Regions from separate parts of the Homo sapiens genome. Here region 2 is linked to region 1. The links are chromatin loops, found by intact Hi-C in ENCODE. Cell type or tissue: prostate gland. All regions are shown on one strand. Links, peaks and the distances in the headings refer to the core of each region. The heading gives the core; the rest is flanking DNA. Region 1 overlaps MIDEAS (mitotic deacetylase associated SANT domain protein). Region 2 holds the start of ACOT2 (acyl-CoA thioesterase 2).

What was found. Peaks named below come from ENCODE experiments on the same cell type or tissue, not always from the same donor. Only the 100,000 strongest peaks of a DNase experiment are listed, where the experiment ranks them.
Region 2: a loop joins it to region 1, with 2.2 times the contacts of the local background. A loop is called at or near these places in 4 of 110 quality-filtered maps.

What each region holds. Positions count from the first base shown.
Region 1 is chr14:73,724,988-73,734,314 of GRCh38, forward strand. MIDEAS (mitotic deacetylase associated SANT domain protein) reads right to left here. Exons shown (of 13, transcript NM_001367710.1): 4 at 4,653-4,998; 5 at 2,471-2,537; 6 at 1,843-1,985; 7 at 1,617-1,720; 8 at 1,046-1,121; 9 at 285-373. Among named protein-coding and RNA genes, the nearest start is that of PNMA1, 15 kb to the left of the region's middle. RefSeq lists an enhancer at 1-21 and a silencer at 3,981-4,050. In prostate gland, for the core only: CTCF peaks have their summits at 3,927 (motif pointing right) and 6,344 (motif pointing right); DNase peaks (open chromatin) are centred at 3,924 and 6,324; H3K27ac peaks cover 4,616 bases.
Region 2 is chr14:73,564,995-73,573,734 of GRCh38, forward strand. It overlaps ACOT2 (acyl-CoA thioesterase 2), which reads left to right and starts at 4,219. Exons shown (of 3, transcript NM_006821.6): 1 at 4,219-4,889; 2 at 8,394-8,596. The coding sequence starts at 4,247. It also overlaps a transcript of HEATR4 not described here and the pseudogene NT5CP1. RefSeq lists enhancers at 1,525-2,042, 2,436-3,635, 4,830-4,999. In prostate gland, for the core only: CTCF peaks have their summits at 4,206 and 6,111 (motif pointing left); DNase peaks (open chromatin) are centred at 4,237 and 4,952; H3K4me3 peaks cover 1,969 bases; H3K27ac peaks cover 2,255 bases.

The DNA.
Region 1 (9,327 bases), core at 640-8,639:
TCCTCCTGCCTATTTTAAGTCTGATGCCCACTTAGGCCTCCTTCTGGATTGAGACCCCAGAGCTTGGCCACCCTACCCTGAAGTGAGGAAAGGATGCTTAGAACCAAAAGGGAAAAGAGACCTATCTTTCTCTTTCTTGTATTGTTTAGGAAATTCTCTCTGAGGCTACTCAGTAGCATTGACCTGACTGCTTTTTAAGAGGGATTGGTCACTGGCAGAGGGAGCCCCAAAGTCACACAGGCAGCTCCTGGCCCTCATTTGCCCTGAAACAGAGCCCAGCTCACCAGCTTCTGCACCAGGAAGAAATCCTTCTTGTAGATGGCAATGCCTTTGTTGAACAGCTTCCTCTCGGCCATCTTCCACTGGTCAGAGCCTATGGGGCAAAGAGGCAGCCAGGGAGTGAGGTGGGCAGGGCCCTGGCCACTGCAGGGCAATTTTGACAAGCAAAAAAGTGTGAGGCCATCCGCCCATGGTTTCTGCAGGCATCAGAGCCGGCTCCTCGTCCCACTTCCATGTGCCTCACAGCCTCGCTCCCTTGCTTGTGAAATGGAAACTAATATCACCTAGCTCACCAGCTGTGGTGAGGATTAAATAAGATAATGCATGTGAAACCCTTGGTGCTCTGCCTGGTGCAGATGAAATGTAGCACTAACATGCATGGAAAACATTGGCTGTTAGGATTATGTGACTCGGTCCATGTCCTTCTTAAAGTGACCAGAACAGGACATGCACTCCTGGGGCTAAGTTCCAGGTACCTGATGCCAATCTGGATGGCTCTCCATGGGTTCCTGTCCTTGTGGCCTGGGCTTTTTTGCCTGGATGGTCTCCCACCTGCCCACTCCCTTCTCCCCTCCCCTCCAGGGCACAGGAAACCCCTGGAGAGCTACCCCAGCTTTGGTGGCAGTTCCCTCACTCTGACTCTTGGCTTATCTACCCTCCTCCTCCCGCCCCCACCCAGGGCTGTGACTCAGCACTGAGCAGGGCCCCATGGATGCTGGAGACCTCTTGAGGCTCCAGGCACCATGCCCACCGCAGCCAGGCCCACCTGTGTAGTGATAAGTTGCCAGCGGATGGTTGTGGGGCCGCAGGGGCTTCTTCAGCAGCAGCTTATTCAGCGTTTCCTGGAGGGGAAGTGAGGGAAGGGTCAGGGCACTGACAGGGGTGTCGGTGGTGGACGGAGCATTCTAGGCCCTGATAAAATCCCGAGTAGGGTGGACACTTACTCTTGCCCCCTTAACTGCTGAGAGATAAGGGGTCCACTGGGGTGGTGAGATCACAGGGGGTGGGGCTGCCCAGAAAACAGACCTCAGGTCCTCTTAAGAGAGTCCATGGCCCCAAGGGAGGCAGCACTGCTGGAGAAGGCTCTCAGCAACCATCCAGTCTGAGTCCACTGACCCAGAATCAGGGATGGGAATGGACAGGAGGACACTGCACAGCAAAACCCGGGGTCTGAAACTAGGGCTCCCTTGGGTCAAGCCCCTACAGCCCCTTCCTTAGTCAGACCCTCCTACTGGCCTCAAATGTGCATGCCAGCAGCCATAGGTCCTGAGCAGCAGACATGGATCCAAGCCAGCCCCCACTGAGGGGCCCTCCCTCTGCTGGGGTTGCCTTCTCACCAGGATGTCTCCTCTGGATTCGTGCAGACAGTGCAGGGCCAGCTCCTGGTTGGTGCCAGCACCAGGGAAAATGCTGGAGCAGGCGGCTGTCAGCAGGTCTTCCACTGGATCCACAGGAGCATGAGGAGGGAGGGGAGGAAACCACGTTCAGGGCGGGGCTGGGCAGGGTGAGGCCTGGCCCACCCATGTGCCTGCCCTCACTTGCTGCCCCCAGGCCCCTCCTCACCTTGCCTCTGCTTCTCCCGGCTGCTCTCTAGGTCCTCCCATGGCTGCCACACCAAGTCAGCCTTGTGGGGATCTGCAGCTGCCAGGGCACGGTCCCTCATCAAGGGGATTTCTGCCTGGAACCGGGAGCCCACGTTGATCCGTCTAGAGGAGTGAAAAGGGCAGGAAGTGAGGCCTCACCTTGCGGGGACGGAGAACTTGATGATCCCTCAGGGTGGGAAGAAGATGAGGGGGAGCCGGCAGAGCAAGGCCTCAGCTAGGTGTAGGGAGTCTGGCTTCTAGGGGCTTGGGAGGACAGCCTGACCTGGCACCACCAGAAAGGCAAGGTCCAGAGGCTGGAGAGGGGAGAAGCAGCTGCAGGTTTACAGATGGGAAAGAGCCTCTGGACCCCCCTTTCAACTCTCCTAGAGATAAGTTCAAGCTGAGCCGGTCCTTGCCCTTCCCTGCAACTTCCACACAGAGGCAGGGCGGGGACAGCAAAGCCCAGGGCCACATACAGAAGCTCAAGGAGGCCCTCTCAGCCCTCTGCAGGCCCCACGGAACCCTCCTGTTGCTCCCAGGGCCCACCTGCACACACTGCACCAGTGTGGCCACCCACACCCCTCGGCCAGGGGCAGGGCTGCACTTACGGCTCGATGCTCACTGGGGTGGCCTCCCCCATCACAGAGAGGACAGGCGGGGTTACTTCAGCACTGTCTATGGGACAAAGAGCAGGTTGATAAATAGCACCCCCCTTTCAGCAAAGCACCCCCAATCCTAGTGGCTGCCCTGTATGTGCAAGAGTCACAGTGGTGACACACAGAGCTCACGCAGGGAACACAGGCACCTGAGTCCTGGCTCTGCAGCCTGTCACCTACGAAAACGCAGGCCCTTCACTAAATATTTGGGTGCCTCAGTTTTCACACTCACCAAAAGGGGCTATCACTACCTGTCTCCTACGGTTAATGTGAGAACTGGATAAAATAATGCACAGAGCCTGGCACTCGATAAAGATTATTATTACTGCTTCTACTACCAAAGCCATATCCTTGCCCCCAGAAGCTCCAACACTAACTCCAACATAAAGCTGTGGTTTTCTAGTAAAGAGACTGAAACTTTGAGCACACTAGGGAGGTGGTGAAGGGGATCGCTGTTTTATAGTTATCGTCTCACTTCCTCTTTGGATTTTCTGCCTCAGTTTCTCCCAAGCTAGTTTTTTTTTTGTTTTTGTTGTTGTTGTTGTTGCTTTTTGAGACAAAGTCTCACTCTGTCTCCGCCCAGGCTGGAGTGCAGTGGTGCGATCTCGGCTCAAGGAGTTGAACCTCCAAGTTCAAGCAATTCTCCTCCCTCAGCCTCCCAAGTAGCTGGAATTACAGGTGTGAGTCACCGTGCCCAGGCCCAAGTTGGTCTTCTTAAGGCCCCACATGATCAAAACACTCCTTTGCTTAAAAAAAAAAAAAAAAAAAAATCTTTGCTCTTTACTGACTCCCTCCTGCAATGTGAGATAAAACCTGCAACCCTCCCCTCAGGGTTCAAGGCGGTTCCGCTTCCATTTGTACCTCCCACCACCCATGTGCCTGGACCTGCATCCTAGCTGACTGCTTACCTCCCAACCCCTCACTCTCCCTGCACGGTCCCATCTACAGGCCTTTGCACCAGTCATTTCCTCCGCCTGGTGTGTCCTCCCTGCCCCCCGCCCTCCTCCATCGCTGCGGCTCAGCTCTGGCCCCACCCCTCTTGAATACAGTCCTCACCATCCCAGGCTAGCTGCTGGGGCTTTGCTCACTGGCTGCAGATCCCACACTACCGGGAACCTCTGTTTTTTCAACTCCAAGGCTTTCATGTCAACTCCCTAATGACCTTGCATTCTCTATAGAACAGACCATGGTGTCCTGTACATTCTTGGAGCCCTCACAGGACCCAGTACAAGGCCTTACGCCCGAGTGTTCGGTAGATACTCGTGGACAGACTGACCTCTCGCTGGCTGCCAGTCTGATCTCTACAATGACTTCCTCTTCCTACACAGCCTAGCCAGGGAGAAGCCTCCCCAGGAAGCAGTACAGAAGGCTGGCCAGCCTAGGGCAAACATTTTGCATCCACAGACACCAGGGGGCACCAGAGAGCTACACCATGGGTGAGGTCACAGTCAAAGGTTAATTGGCCAAAGGCATCTATAAGCTAGCTACTTCCACTTAATCCTCTCTACCACCCTAAGGGATTGGATTATCCCATTTTGCAGAGGAAATGGATCTCTTTATGGAGTGGGCAACATTTTTCAGCAGTACATCACCCCAAGCCAGCCCAATATTTCCAGAATGTCTGCTTTTGGCCAAAAAGACTGTTCGAGAGCCCCAGAGACTAGATCTGCCACAAAGGACTATGAGCAAACAGGATGGCCTGGGCATGATGTTCCAGCTTTATGTGTGCTAATGCACCTGAGCCTAGGAAGTGGCTATTAGGTTGAACCAAAGGAAACTACTATTTGTGAATCCAAAAATAGTTGAATATTGGCAGTTTCATCATCAACCAAGTAATACTAATATCCCCATCTTAATACTGAAAAAACTGAGGCCCAGGGAGTTGAAGTGACTTGCAAAAGTGGATGTAATAGTAAATGGTAGAATTGAGATTTGAATCCAAGCAGCTGGGCGGGCCCCCCACCCCTCCTTGTTGAACCAGGACAACCTCCTTCTCAATCTCAGAGAAGACAGAGCAGAGCTCCTTCTCCCAGAGTGTTCCAGCCCAATCCCCAGCAGCCCCACAGGCTGAGATGCCTCCCTGCCCAGTGCCCCAGCCCCGCTCCTGCCAGGGTCGCGGAGGGAGGTCACTCACTAGTCCGGAGCAGCGTGCGATGGGCACTCTTAGGCGTGATGGGAGGAGGGGCAGGGATGGTGCTGGTTGATATGATGGCATTGAAGTAGAGGCCAGAGCCTTCCCGCACAGGGCTGAGGATGGGGGGCGGCGTGTAGGGAGGTAGCTCAAAGCTCCGCTCAGAGGGGTGGTCAGCTAGGCGCACGGGAGAGCGCAGGTGGCTCTGGTATGGGGTGATGTTGGAGTAGACGGGAGGGGCGATGAAAGTGCCCGCCTTGGTGGGGATGATGAGGGGCTCGGGCCTGGGCCGCTGCTTTGGTTTCCGCACGGAAGGCTCCCCCTCCAACTTGACATTCATGTCCTCTGCCTGGAGAAGGAAAGAAAACAAGGACGGCTCAGCCCCCCGTGTCCCAGAGAAAGTAAAGTCTTAACCACAGCTTGCCAGTCTCACCTTTGGAACTTAGTCTGCCTACCACACCCACCAAGGCAAGCCTGAAAAAAGGAGCAGGTCCAAAAGCCCTTTTTATCATCTCCTCTAGGGCAGAAGTCAGCAAACTTTTTCTGTAAGGGGCCAGAGAGTAAATATTTTAGGCTTTGTGGGCCACATGTGATCTCTGTTACATATTCCTCTTCTTTCCCTTTTTCTTTTTAAAACTAACTGTATAAAATTGTAACACATTCTTAGCTCTGGATCTGGCCCCCAGACCACAGTTCCCCACCTCTGCTGTAAAGTGTGTGACAGGGCAGGAGAGTACAGTAGTTCAGGGCCCAGGCTCTGGAGCTGGACTTCTTGGGTTGGGACCTACCACCTTTATTGCCACTGAAAATTACTCAATCTTTCCGTGCATCTTCATAACATGGTGCCTACCTAGTAAGTGCCTACTTCATGGGGTAACCATGAGGACTGCATGAATTAATACAAGGAAATCACTGAGAACATTACCTGGTACCTCAGTAAATATTGGCTGTTATCACTACTTAAACTCCAGGCTCTGCGTTAGATGAAAGCTCCTACTGCGTGCTAAGACCTGAGCTGGACATGGGACTACAAAATGGAATGGACAAGGCCGGGCGTGGTAATCTCAGCACTTTGGGAGGTCGAGGTGGGGGGGAGGGGATCACTTGAGGTCAGGAGTTCGAGACCAGCCTGGCCAACATGGCAAAACCCTGCCTCTACTAAAACACAAAAATTAGCCGGGCATGGTGGCGGGTGCCTGTAATTTCAGCTACTCAGGAGGCTGAGGCATGAGAATCACTTGAACCCGGGAGGTGGAGGTTGCAGTGAGCCAAGGTCGTGCCACTGCACTCTAGCCTGGGCAACAGAACTGGATTCCGTCTCAAAAAACAAAAAGGAAAAAGAAAAAAAAATGGAATGGACAGTCCTTGTCCTTGCAGAACTTTTGTTCTCATAGTATTAATCCTACTAGGAAAGTCTAGCCCATGCACACTGCCAAAGGTTAGCCCTCCTACTTCTCCCTGCTAGGTACGCCTCATGGGCCTCTATCTAGAATAGAAAGCAGGACTATAAGAGAACAGAGGCCTTCCCTTGCTCGATTCCTATAATCTCAAAGGCAGAGAATGGAGCCCTACAGGGTGAGCAGCACCCAGTTTATCCCTCTGCGTACTCAGTACAACAGGTAAGGTTGGCCATGTTGACAGAGTGGGCCTTAAAATAATGAGCTGTCTCCCTGCCAAGGTTCTGGCTCCCATAAACACATTCCAGCAGAGGGCCCTGACTCCCTCTGAGGCTCTGGCCATGTCCTTCACCCATCTGTGCCCTCTTTTCCCTTCTACAAATTGGGATGAAATGAAACTGTTCGTTCTTCTTCCCTTAGGAAAACAATATGATTGCACAGAAAAAAAAAAAAATGCAGGAGCCAAAGGCCCCCCAAACTTTCTTGACAAGAAATCTAACAAAAAATCAGCTAGCTGTAATGATTTGTAATTTTATAATAAGGGATTTAAACTATTCTGAATATCTGACAAAAATAGTCATGTTCATTTTTTAGGTGTGGTAATGCTATTGAGATAATGTTGGAGAAGAAAGAGTCCTGACGTATTTCAGATACAAACTGAAGTATACACGGATGGAATGACACGATGTCTCAGGATGTGCTTCAAAATAACCCAGTGGCATGGAGAAGCAGAGGCACAGGTGAAACAAGATTGGCTATGTTTTGATAACTGTGAAATCTGGGTGATGGCTAAACACTGGCATTCATTATACTCCTCTCTACTTTTATGCATGAAAGAAAGTATCTGTAGTACAAAGAATAATAAATAATGAATGAAATAAACAAATAACAAAACACAAACCTCCCCCCAAAGCCTGGTGTAGTACAAGTACTCACAGGCAGGGATTGAGGAGATCCAAATTCTAGGGCTAGCTCTACCATTACTTGGCTGTATGACCTTAGGTCAGTCTCTTGTCTTTTCTGGACCTAGCTCCTCATCTATAAAATAGAGGCATTGAGCTGTGGAGCTGCTCAGGCTCCTTCCTGTCTCAGAACAAGCTGCCCAGGCCTCCAGCCTCTACCACAAACTTTTCCTCAACCAGAGAACAAGAACCCAGAGAGCAGAGACTGTGACGCTCCCCTGCCTATTAGAGGCATGCAGGCCAACTCTCCAGCTGAGAATAACCAGAAAATCTGGACTCGATGTGCAAAACACATTTCTGAAGATATCAGAGGACAAATAGGTTGGCAAAGAATTAAAGAGCCAAGATCTAGGTGAAAAAAAAGAAAGCTAAAGAGGTGAGCCCAGTATTTGAAGCTGCGTTTTCCCTAGAGGTGAATGCTATTACTGGAAAAGGCAACTGAGAGGCTGAGAAACTGAGAAGAGCTTTTAAGAAATTTAAGGAACTGACACAATAAAAACTGAGGTTTGTCCAGGTGTGGTGGCTCACGCCTGTAATCTCAGCACTTTGGGAGGCCAAGGTGGGTGGATCACCTGAAGTCAGGAGTTGGAGACCAGCCTGGCCAACATGGCAAAACCCCATCTCTACTAAAGATACAAAAATTGGCTGGGCATGGTGGTGGGCGCCTGTAATCCCAGCAACTCAGGAGGCTGAGGCAGAAGAATTCCTTGAACCCAGAAGACGGAGGTTGCAGTGAGTGGAGAACATGCCACTGCACTCTAGCCGGGGTGACACAGTGAGACTCCCTCTCAAAAAAAAAAAAAAAAAAAAAAAGGCTGGGTGCAGTGGCTCACGCCTATAATCCCAGCACTTTGGGAGGCTGAGGCAGGTGGATCGCCTGAGGTCAGGAGTTCGAGACCAGCCTGGCCAACATAGTGAAACCCCATCTCTACTAAAAATACAAAAAATTAGCTGGGTGTGGTGGTGGGCACCTGTAATCCCAGCTACTAAGGAGGCTGAGGCAGGAGAATTGCTTGAACCCAGGAGGCGGAGGTTGCAGTGAGCTGAGATTGAGCCATTGCACTCCGGCCTGAGCCACAAGGGCGAAACCCCGTCTCAAAAAAAAAAGAAAATAAAAAACAAAGCTGAAGTTTAGGGCTCGCCAAGGAAGGAGAGCTTGGCAAACCCCCAGGCTTTGGATTGGGACTCCAAAAAGGGCTGATACTCACTTTCATTCAGAATAAAGGTGAATCAGAAATAGGCTGGTCCTTATATGGAATAAAGCCTAGCTTCAAATCATCTCATTTCAACCTCTGATTAAAGTAATTCAGGGCCGGGTGAGGTGGCTTACACCTGTAATCCCAGCACTTTGGGAGGCCAAGGCAGGTGGATCACCTGAGGTCACGAATTCAAGACCAGCCAGGCCAACATGGTGAAACCCCATCTCTACTAAAAGTACAAAAAAATTAGCTGGCGTGGTGGCCTGCACCTGTAGTCCCAGCTACTCAGGAGGCTGAGGCAGAAGAATCGCTTGAACCTGGGAGGCGGAGGCTGCAGTGAGCTGAGATCATGCCACTGCACTCCAGCCTGCACAACAGAGTGAGACTCCATCTCAAACCCCTGCCCCCGCCCAAAAAACCCAGAAACAAAAACAAGAACTTTGCATTGTCCAGGAAGAGCTAAAAGTACTAACAGATTTCTAAAAGCCAAGGATGCATGTTTTCTTCTGTTTTTGTTTGAGACGAAGTCTCACTCTGTTGCCCAAGCTGGAGTGCAGTGGTACGATCTTGGCTTACTACAACCTCCACCTCCCAGGTTCAAGCGATTCTCTTGCCTCAGCTTCCTGAGTAGCTGGGATTACAGGCACACACCATCATGCCCGGCTAATTTTTATATTTTTAGTAGAGACGGGGTTTCACTATGTTGGCCAGGCTGGTCTTGAACTACTGGCCTTGTGATCCACCCGCCTTGGCCTTCCAAAGTGCTGAGATTACAGGCGTGAGCCAGGATACATGTTTTGTTTTGTGTGAGATGGAGTCTCGCTCTGTTGCCCAGGCTGGAGTGCAGTGGCATGATCTTGGCTCACTGCAACCTCTGCCTCCCGGGTTCAAGCGATTCTCCTGCCTCAGCCTCCCAAGTAGCTGGGATTACAGGTGCACACCACCACGCCCAGCTAATTTTTATATTTTTAGTAGAGACGGGGTTTCACCATGTTGGCCAGGATGGTCTCGATCTCTTGACCTCGTGATCCGCCCACCATGGCCTCCCAAAGTGCTGGGATTACAGACGTGAGCCACTGCCCCCGGCCCAGGATACATGTTTTAATATCTAGCAACTCTT
Region 2 (8,740 bases), core at 673-8,672, 160 kb before region 1:
TGCTATATAACTTTAGATGTCTACACTGATTTCATTTATGACATCACAATTAAACTGGTTAAACCAAATTCATATTGCTCACTTGTTTCTAATTTTTTCTCTATTAAAATGATATGATAAGCATCCTTGTAGCCAAATATTTACACACATTCATTAAGGTTTACTTAAAAGAAATTCCTAGACGTGGAGCTGAGTCAAAGAGAAGGGATCTTTTAAGTATTTTTGCACTGATTGCCATGAAAAGGTCATACCAGTTTATACATTCATCAATATATGAGTTTCTTTTCTAAATCTTCTTCAACATCATGTGAGAGACAGTTAAAGCATAGTTGTTCAGAGCCCAGGCTTGAGAATCAGATTTCAAAGGTATGAACCCTCTCCCTTTTTCTTTTCCTTTTTTTTTTTTTTTTCTGAGGAGTCTTGCTCAGTCGCCCAGGCTGGAGTGCAGTGGCCCAATCTCGGCTCACTGCAAGTGTGTCCAGAATTGGTGGATTCTTGGTCTCACTGACTTCAAGAATGAAGCCGTGGACCCTCACGGGAGCATTACAGCTCTTAAAGGTGGCATGTCCAGAGTTCGTTCCTTCTGATGTTCGGATGTGTTCGGAGTTTCTTCCTTCTGGTGGGTTCATGGTCTCGCTGGCTTAGGACTGAAGCTGCGGACCTTCGTGGTGAGTGTTACAGCTCTTAAGGCGGCGTGTCTGGAGTTGTTCGTTTTTCCCGGTGAGTTCATGGTCTCGCTGGCTTCAGGAGTGAAGCTACAGACCTTGGTGGTGAGTGTTAGAGCTCATAAAGGCAGTGTGGACGCAAAGAGTGAGCAGCAGTAAGATTTATTGCAAAGAACGAAAGAACAAAGTTTCCACAGTGTGGAAGGGGGACCCCAGCGGGTTGCCACTGCTGGCTAGGGCAGCCTGCTTTTATTCTCTTATCTGGCCCCACTCACATCCTGCTGATTGGTAGAGCCCAGGGGTCTGTTTTGACAGGGCACTGATTGGTGCGTTTACAATTCCTCAGCTAGACACAAAAGTTCTCCACGTCCCCACCAGAATAGTTAGATACAGAGTGTTGACACAAAGGTTCTCCAAGTCCCCACCAGAGTAGCTAGATACAGAGTGTTGATTGGTGCATTCACAAACCCTGAGCTAGACACAGGGTGCTGATTGGTGTGTTTACAAACCTTGAGCTAGATACAGAGTGCCGATTGGTGTATTTACAATCCCCTAGCTAGACATAAAGGTTCTCCAAGTTCCCACTAGACTCAGGAGCCCAGCTGGCTTCACCCAGTGGATCGTGCACTGGGGCTGCAGGTGGAGCTGCCTGCCAGTCCCGCACCGTGAGCCCACACTCCTCAGCCCTTGGGTGGTCAATGGGACTGGGCTCCGTGGAGCAGGGGGCGGCGCTCGTCAGGGAAGCTCAGGCTGCACAGGAGCCCACGGAGGCGGGGGGAGGCTCAGGCATGGAGGGCTGCAGGTCCTAAGCCCTTTCCCGTGGGAAGGCAGCTAAGGCCCAGCGAGAAATTGAGCACAGCGCCAGTGGGCCGGCACTGCTGGGGGACCCAGCACACCCTCCGCAGCCGCTGGCCCAGGTGCTAAGCCCCTCATTGCCCGGGGCTGGCAGGGCCAGCTGGCGGCTCCGAGTGTGGGGCCCACCAAGCCCATGCCCACCTGGAACTCCAGCTGGCCCGCAAGTGCGGAACGCAGCCTCAGTTCCCACTTGCGCCTCTCCCTCCACACCTCCCTGCAAGCTGAGGGAGACGGCTCCGGCCTTGGCCAGCCCAGAAAGGGGCTCCCACAGTGCAGCGGTGGGCTGAAGGGCTTCTCAAGTGCCGCCAAAGTGGGAGCCCAGGCAGAGGAAGTGCTGTGAGGGCTGCCAGCACGCTGTCACCTCTCACAAGCTCCACCTCTGGGGTTCACGCCATTCTCCTGCCTCAGCCTCTGGAGCAGCTGGGACTACAGGTGCCTGCCACCATGCCCAGTTAATTTCTTGTATTTTTTTTTAGTAGAGATGGGGTTTCACTGTGTTAGCCAGGATGGTGTCGATCTCCTGACCTCATGATCCACCCGCCTCAGCCTCCCAAAGTTCTGGGATTACAGGTGTGAGCCACCGCGCCCATCCCCTTTTTCTTTTTAGAGACAGGGTCTTGCTATGTTGTCCAGGTTGGTGCGAAACTCCTGGCCTTAAGCAACCCTGCCACCTCAGCCTCCAAGTAAACTGGGATTACAGGCGTGAGCCATCTTGCCCAACTTCCACTTTCTAGCTGTGTGATCTTCAGAAAATCAGTTAAATTCTCTGGGCCTTAATTTACTGATAGGGTTCTTGTAAGTATTAACCATTAGCTACTATTGAGAGGTGAAGACCGCTGGGCTTCTGGGTTGGGTGGGGACTTGGAGAACTTTTTTGTCTAGCTAAAGGATTGTAAATGCACCAATCAGCACTCTGTGTCTAGCTAAAGGTTTGTAAACGCACCAATCAGCACTGGGTAAAAACGAACCAATCAGCACTTTGTAAAACGAACCAATCAGCACTCTGTAAAATGGAAAATCAGCGCTCTGTAAAATGGACCAATCAGCAGGACATGAGCAGGGCCAAATAAGGGAATAAAAGCTGGTCACCCCAGCTAGTAGTGGTAACCTGCGTGAGTTCCGCTCCAGGCTGATGGAAGCTTTGTTCTTTTGTACTTCACAATAAACCTTGCTACTGCTCCTTCTTTGGGTCCATACTGCATTTCAGAGCTGTAACACCGTGAAGGTATACAGCTTCACTCCTGAAGCCAAGACCATGAACCCACTGAGAGGAACAAGAAAAACAACTCTGGACCTGCTGCCTTTATGAGCTGTAACACTCACCTTGAAGGTCTGTGGCTTTACTCTTGAAGTCGGTGAGAAGCGAGACCATGAACCCACCAGAAGGAACACATTCCGGACGCATCTGAACATCAGAGGAAACAAACTCCAGACACACTACTTTTCAGAACTGTATTAAGAACTGTAACAGTCACTGCGAGGGTCTGCGGCTTCATTCTTGATGTCAGCGAGACCAAGAATCCACCAGAAGGAACCAATTCCAGACACAGAATTATTTGCCTTCTTACTTCCTGAGAGTTCTAGGCACAGAACATACTTGAGGTGTTATACAAAGGTAATTAGAACTGACAGGGAATTGTATGATTAATGACGTGGGACATGAGAGATTTGGAACGAGATAAAAAGGCTTACCTTGAGGACAGCCTTATTAGGAGCAGAGGCAAACACAGGTTTTGTGGGTTTGAAGCCTACACATTTATAGCTTTCTCTAATTACACAGGTAGGAAATTATAAAATCAGGTACAAGGGCTTGGCAGGGGCCTAAAGCTTAAGTGATGAAAAAAAAAAACACCACACCTCTGGTGAAACCAATAGCTTACGAAAAAGTAGAAAAAAGCGCGATGCATGGGGAGCTCCGGTAGTCCTTTGAGGTATTTGAGAGGCTGAGTCAGGAAGATGGCTTGAGCACCAGGAGTTGGAGGTTTGTAAGTGCAGTGATGGTAAACTGCCGCTGTACTCCAGTCTGGCAATGTAGTGAGACCCTGTCTCTCAAAAAAAAAAAGTAACCCTTGCCTGACTGGGACAATAATTGAGAAACCAGTAAAACAAAATAATAACTATTAGCCGGGCGCGGTGGCTCATGCCTGTAAATCCTAGCATTTTGGGAGGCTGAGGCGGGCGGATTACAAAGTCAGGAGTTTGAGAAATTACTACCTATTACCCCATTTGGCTATTTTTACACTTGTAAGGAATGAAGCTCAGAGGTCACACAGCTAGTAAGAAGCCAGCACCCTTCGATGTGGGATTGATGTGGAGGATAGGCATATACAGAGAACACAAAAGCAAAACACCATGGTGCAGATTTTGAAAGAAAAGCCCTAAGATTAGTAATGAGTGTGAATTATTCAACAAAGTGATCAAAACTAACTCCAGCTCTGCATTCCTCTTCGCCATCAGGAGTTTGGAGCCTGGAGACTGCTAGCTGCCTGGTTCTTTAAGAACCAGCCCTGGTCCAGCCCATTCCGCAGGCCAGCAAGCTTCTGAAAAGCAAACCTAGGAAGTAGCTTTCCAACATAAAGTGGAGGTTTCAACACAGGAGACTTTAAGCAAGTTCCAGTGTGTCTATATTTGGTCTGGCTGATCGGCTGGACTCTGGCCTTCCCCGCTCACGTTAGCAGACAGCTCTGCCCTAGTGGGCGCTTAGCCTGCGACGGCAGCCCGAGAGGATGTCTAACAAGCTTCTTTCTCCCCACCCCCATTCAGTTGTTCTCAGGTCTGAATTCAAAATGGCCTCATCTCCTGCTGTCCTTCGAGCGTCCCGGCTGTACCAATGGAGCCTGAAGAGTTCGGCGCAGTTCCTGGGGTCTCCACAGCTGAGGCAGGTTGGTCAGATCATTAGGGTTCCTGCTCGGATGGCGGCGACGCTGATCCTGGAGCCTGCGGGCCGCTGCTGCTGGGACGAACCGGTGCGAATCGCCGTGCGCGGCCTAGCCCCGGAGCAGCCGGTCACGCTGCGCGCGTCCCTGCGCGACGAGAAGGGCGCGCTTTTCCAGGCCCACGCGCGCTACCGCGCCGACACTCTTGGCGAGCTGGACCTGGAGCGCGCGCCCGCGCTGGGCGGCAGCTTCGCGGGGCTTGAGCCCATGGGGCTGCTCTGGGCCTTGGAGCCCGAGAAACCTTTGGTGCGGCTGGTGAAGCGCGACGTGCGAACGCCCTTGGCCGTGGAGCTGGAGGTGCTGGATGGCCACGACCCCGACCCCGGGCGGCTGCTGTGCCAGACGCGGCACGAGCGCTACTTCCTCCCGCCCGGGGTGCGGCGCGAGCCGGTGCGCGTGGGCCGGGTGCGAGGCACGCTCTTCCTGCCGCCAGGTGACTCACCTCCGCTAATTGTTCCGTGTTCGTTCGCCTTTCACTTTGTGTGTCTCCCCCGCCCCACGCTTTTCGCTTATGTGTATGCCCCCCCGCCGCGCCCCCGGGCTATATTGCCCAGGCAGGTTTCGAATTCCTGGTCTCCAGCTATCTTCCCGCCTCTGCCTCCCTAAGAGCTGGGATTACAGGGTGAGCCACCGCGCCCGGCACTTTGAGGGGAGTTACACTTTTTTTTTTTTTCCGTCCCTGCCCTTTTCACACGAAGAAGGGATGTAGCTTCCAACCTTCCGGAGGTTAGTGTAAAGAAACAGGAATGGAATGGAAAGCTGATTGGGGAAGTGTCCCTGCCGCTCCAAAACTGAGAGGTCCCTCAAACCTAGTGCTCAGTTAAAAGACATTGTAAGGGCCAGGCGCAGTGGCTCACGCTTGTAATCCCAGCACTTTGGGAAGTCTCGGCGGGCAGATCACGAGATCAAAAGATTGAGGCCATCCTGACTAACACGGTGAAACCCCGTCTCTACTAAAAATACAAAACAGTAGCTGGGCGTAGTAGCGGGCGCCTGTAGTCCCAGCTACTCGGGAGGCTGAGGCAGGAGAATGGTGTGAACCCGGGAGGCAGAGTTTGTAGTGAGCTGAGATCGCGCCACTGCACTCCAGCCTGGGCGACAGAGCGAGACTCCGTCTCAAAAAAAAGACATTGTAAGGAAAGGAAAAAGACACTTATATTAAAAACAAAACAGGCCGGGCGCGGTGGCTAACGCCTGTAATCCTAGCGCTTTGGGAGGCCGAGGCCGGCGGATCACCTGAGGTCAGGAGTTCGAGACCAGCCTGGCCAACATGGTGAAACCCCATCTCTACTAAAAATAGAAAAATTAGCCAGGCGTGGTGGTGCATGCCTGTAGTCCCAACTACTTAGGAGGTTGAGGCAGGAGAATCGCTGGAACCCGGGAGGCAGAGGTTGCAGTGAGCTGAGATCATGCCATTGCACTCCAGCCTGGGGGACAAGAGTGACTCTATCTTAAAAAAAAAAAAAAAAAATTCAGGTAGTTTCAATTTTTTAATGTTCTTATTTATGTATTGACTAGGAAGCCACTTTTTTTTTTTTTTAAATAAGAATTCCGACTGGTTTTCTCACTGTATTTCCATGGCAGCTAGGAGGTGCCAGGTGGCTGGGCCTGTGACAGTGCAGAGGTTTTGGTGCCTGCCCGCCCACCATTGCTCCAGCTGCAGCTGCTGCCCCCTGCAGGGCCTGTTCGTTCCTGCTGCCTAGCTCCCCGCTGGCTGGCTATGATCTCCCTGTTACCATTCCAGGAGAGCAGCCGCGTCCCTATGCATGGCAGGACCAGGTACTATTGTGGCCTCTCCTCTTGGCCTCGAATGGTATCTTTGTCATCAGTGAGCAAGTCCCCAAAGACCACGGTCTTGTCCATTGTCAGGATAATTCACTCCACAAGCTGGGGCTCCAGGTGCTGCCCTACCCAGCGGTGCTTCTCACCCACACAGTGGTCATACTTTGGCAGGGGCTGGTGCAGTGTGAAGACCTCGGTGTTTTGCATGTGCTTCATCTCTTGCAAGGTCCTCCGGGGTTGGGCTTCAAGACTAGGGAAAAGCCTGGGCTTCACACCCGTGGGCCACTTTATCCACCAGGTCCGGCAGCAGGGTGAGGTACTGCTTCCAGACCAGGAAGCTGCGGTGCTGCTGCAGTGTCACATGCAGCTCCCTGAGAAGGGGCGGCTGAAGCCCCGCAGGAGGCCGTCTGGAAGCTGCCAGCACGCGGTCCCTGTCCATCAGCACACGCGTGGGCTGTGCTCATCGCTGCCGGGGCACTGGGGTTTCTCGGGATCCTAGGGGTATGGGGCCCAGAAATGTTCTTTAAAAGTTTCTCATTTTTGCAACTTTTCTTTGAATTCGCACAGTATGTTAAGATTTATGTAAATTAGCATTTACAATAGGAAAACCTCTTCCTGTCAAATGGAAATTTGAGGTTACTGGATACTTTTATATTACATAAAGAGCAATCAGCCAGTGTAAAAATGAAATGATGCTTATCCTTATTAATAATCAAAGAAATGCAAAATAAAACAACAGAGTACATTTCACACCCTCAGAAGTGGCCCACTTTTAGAAGCTAGCATTATCAATTGCTGACCAGTATGTGGAGGAAATGAAACTCACTGCTAGAAGGAGCAACATATTCATCTGCTCTGGGCAACAATTTGTCTTAACTTACAAAGTTAAATATGTTATTCTACTTGTACATGTGCACCAGGAGGCATATTCCTTATAAGAGGCCAGATGAGCAGTCTGGATTAATTTAAAAAAAGAGCAAAGTCAACTGGAAACAGTCCAAATGTCCATCAACAATAGAACAGATTAATAAATTGAGGTATATTTCCAGCAGTCAAAGTGATTGAACTACAGCTACAAGAATCAACATCTATCAAGATATACAAAAGAAAAGAAAAAAAAAGAATCAACATGGATGAATCTCCAAACCACTGTTGAGTGAAACAGTCAAACCCTAGGAGAACACATTCAGTATCATTCCATTTAGATACAATTCAAAAACTAGGCAAAATAAAATATTAAGGTACATAATCTAAGTGGTAATACTATGAAGAAAACCAAGAGTGATACACAGAAAGTCCAGGATACTGGAAAGAGAGGAAAGGGCACAGGGGTCTGTGGGACGTTGATGGTTTGCGGGTATCAGCACTGAACTATGTCTTAAAAGTGTTGCCTGTAAGGTGTTTGCATTTTTTTTTTTTTTTTTTTTTTTTTTGAGACAGTGTCTCGCTCTTTCGCCCAGGCTGGAGTAGTGGCACAATCTTGGCTCACTGCAACCTCCACCTCCCGGGTTCAAGCGATTCTCCTCCCTCAGCCTCCCGAGTAGCTGGGATTACAGGTGGCCGCCACCACACCCAGCTAATTTTTGTATTTTTAGTACAGATGGGGTTTCACCATGTTGGCCAGGCTGGTCTCGAACTCCTGACCTCAGGTGATCCACCCGTCTCAGCCTCCCAAAGTGCTGGGGTTACAGGCGTGAGCCACCGGACCCAGCCTGCATTATTACTATTTAATTTTGTGTGAAACACAAAACCTTTAATGTAAATGATAAAAATATCAGTAAGTGGAGTCATTCAGAATGAGTAGCCTTTTGAGTCTGTCTCCGTTGAGTAAGTGCATTCTGTTGAGTGCACTGGAGAGGAATTTGTGCTCTTCTATGTAGCAGTCTTTCTTTTTGTTTCTTGGTGGTGCACCATTAAATGGATTCATTCACCAGTTAAAGGACATTTGGGTTGTTTCCAGTCTTTGGCTACAACGAGTAAAGTCACTATAAACACTTGCCAGAGGTTTCTGGACGAACAGGTTTTCATTTCTCGTGGGTAGATACCTAGGAGTGGGATTGCTGGGTCACATGTGTGGTAAGTATATGTTTAACTTAAACCATCCAACTGTTTCAGGAATAGCTTAGTTTTGCATTTTGTTTTGTTTCTTCCCAAGAACCTGGGCCCTTTCCTGGGATTGTGGACATGTTCGGAACTGGAGGTGGCCTGCTGGAGTATCGGGCTAGTCTGCTGGCTGGGAAGGGTTTTGCTGTGATGGCTCTGGCTTATTATAACTATGAAGACCTCCCCAAGACCATGGAGACGCTCCATCTGGAGTACTTTGAAGAAGCCATGAACTACTTGCTCAGTCATCCCGAGGTTAGTTCTTCTTTCAGATTTATGGGCTATGATGTATCAGGTCTCTTCTTAAATGGTCTGGGTTTTCACAGAAGTTAGCTCATTCATGACAGCCATTCCCTACCCCAACACACACTACCTTTTTTAGTCACTTCTTATAGACAG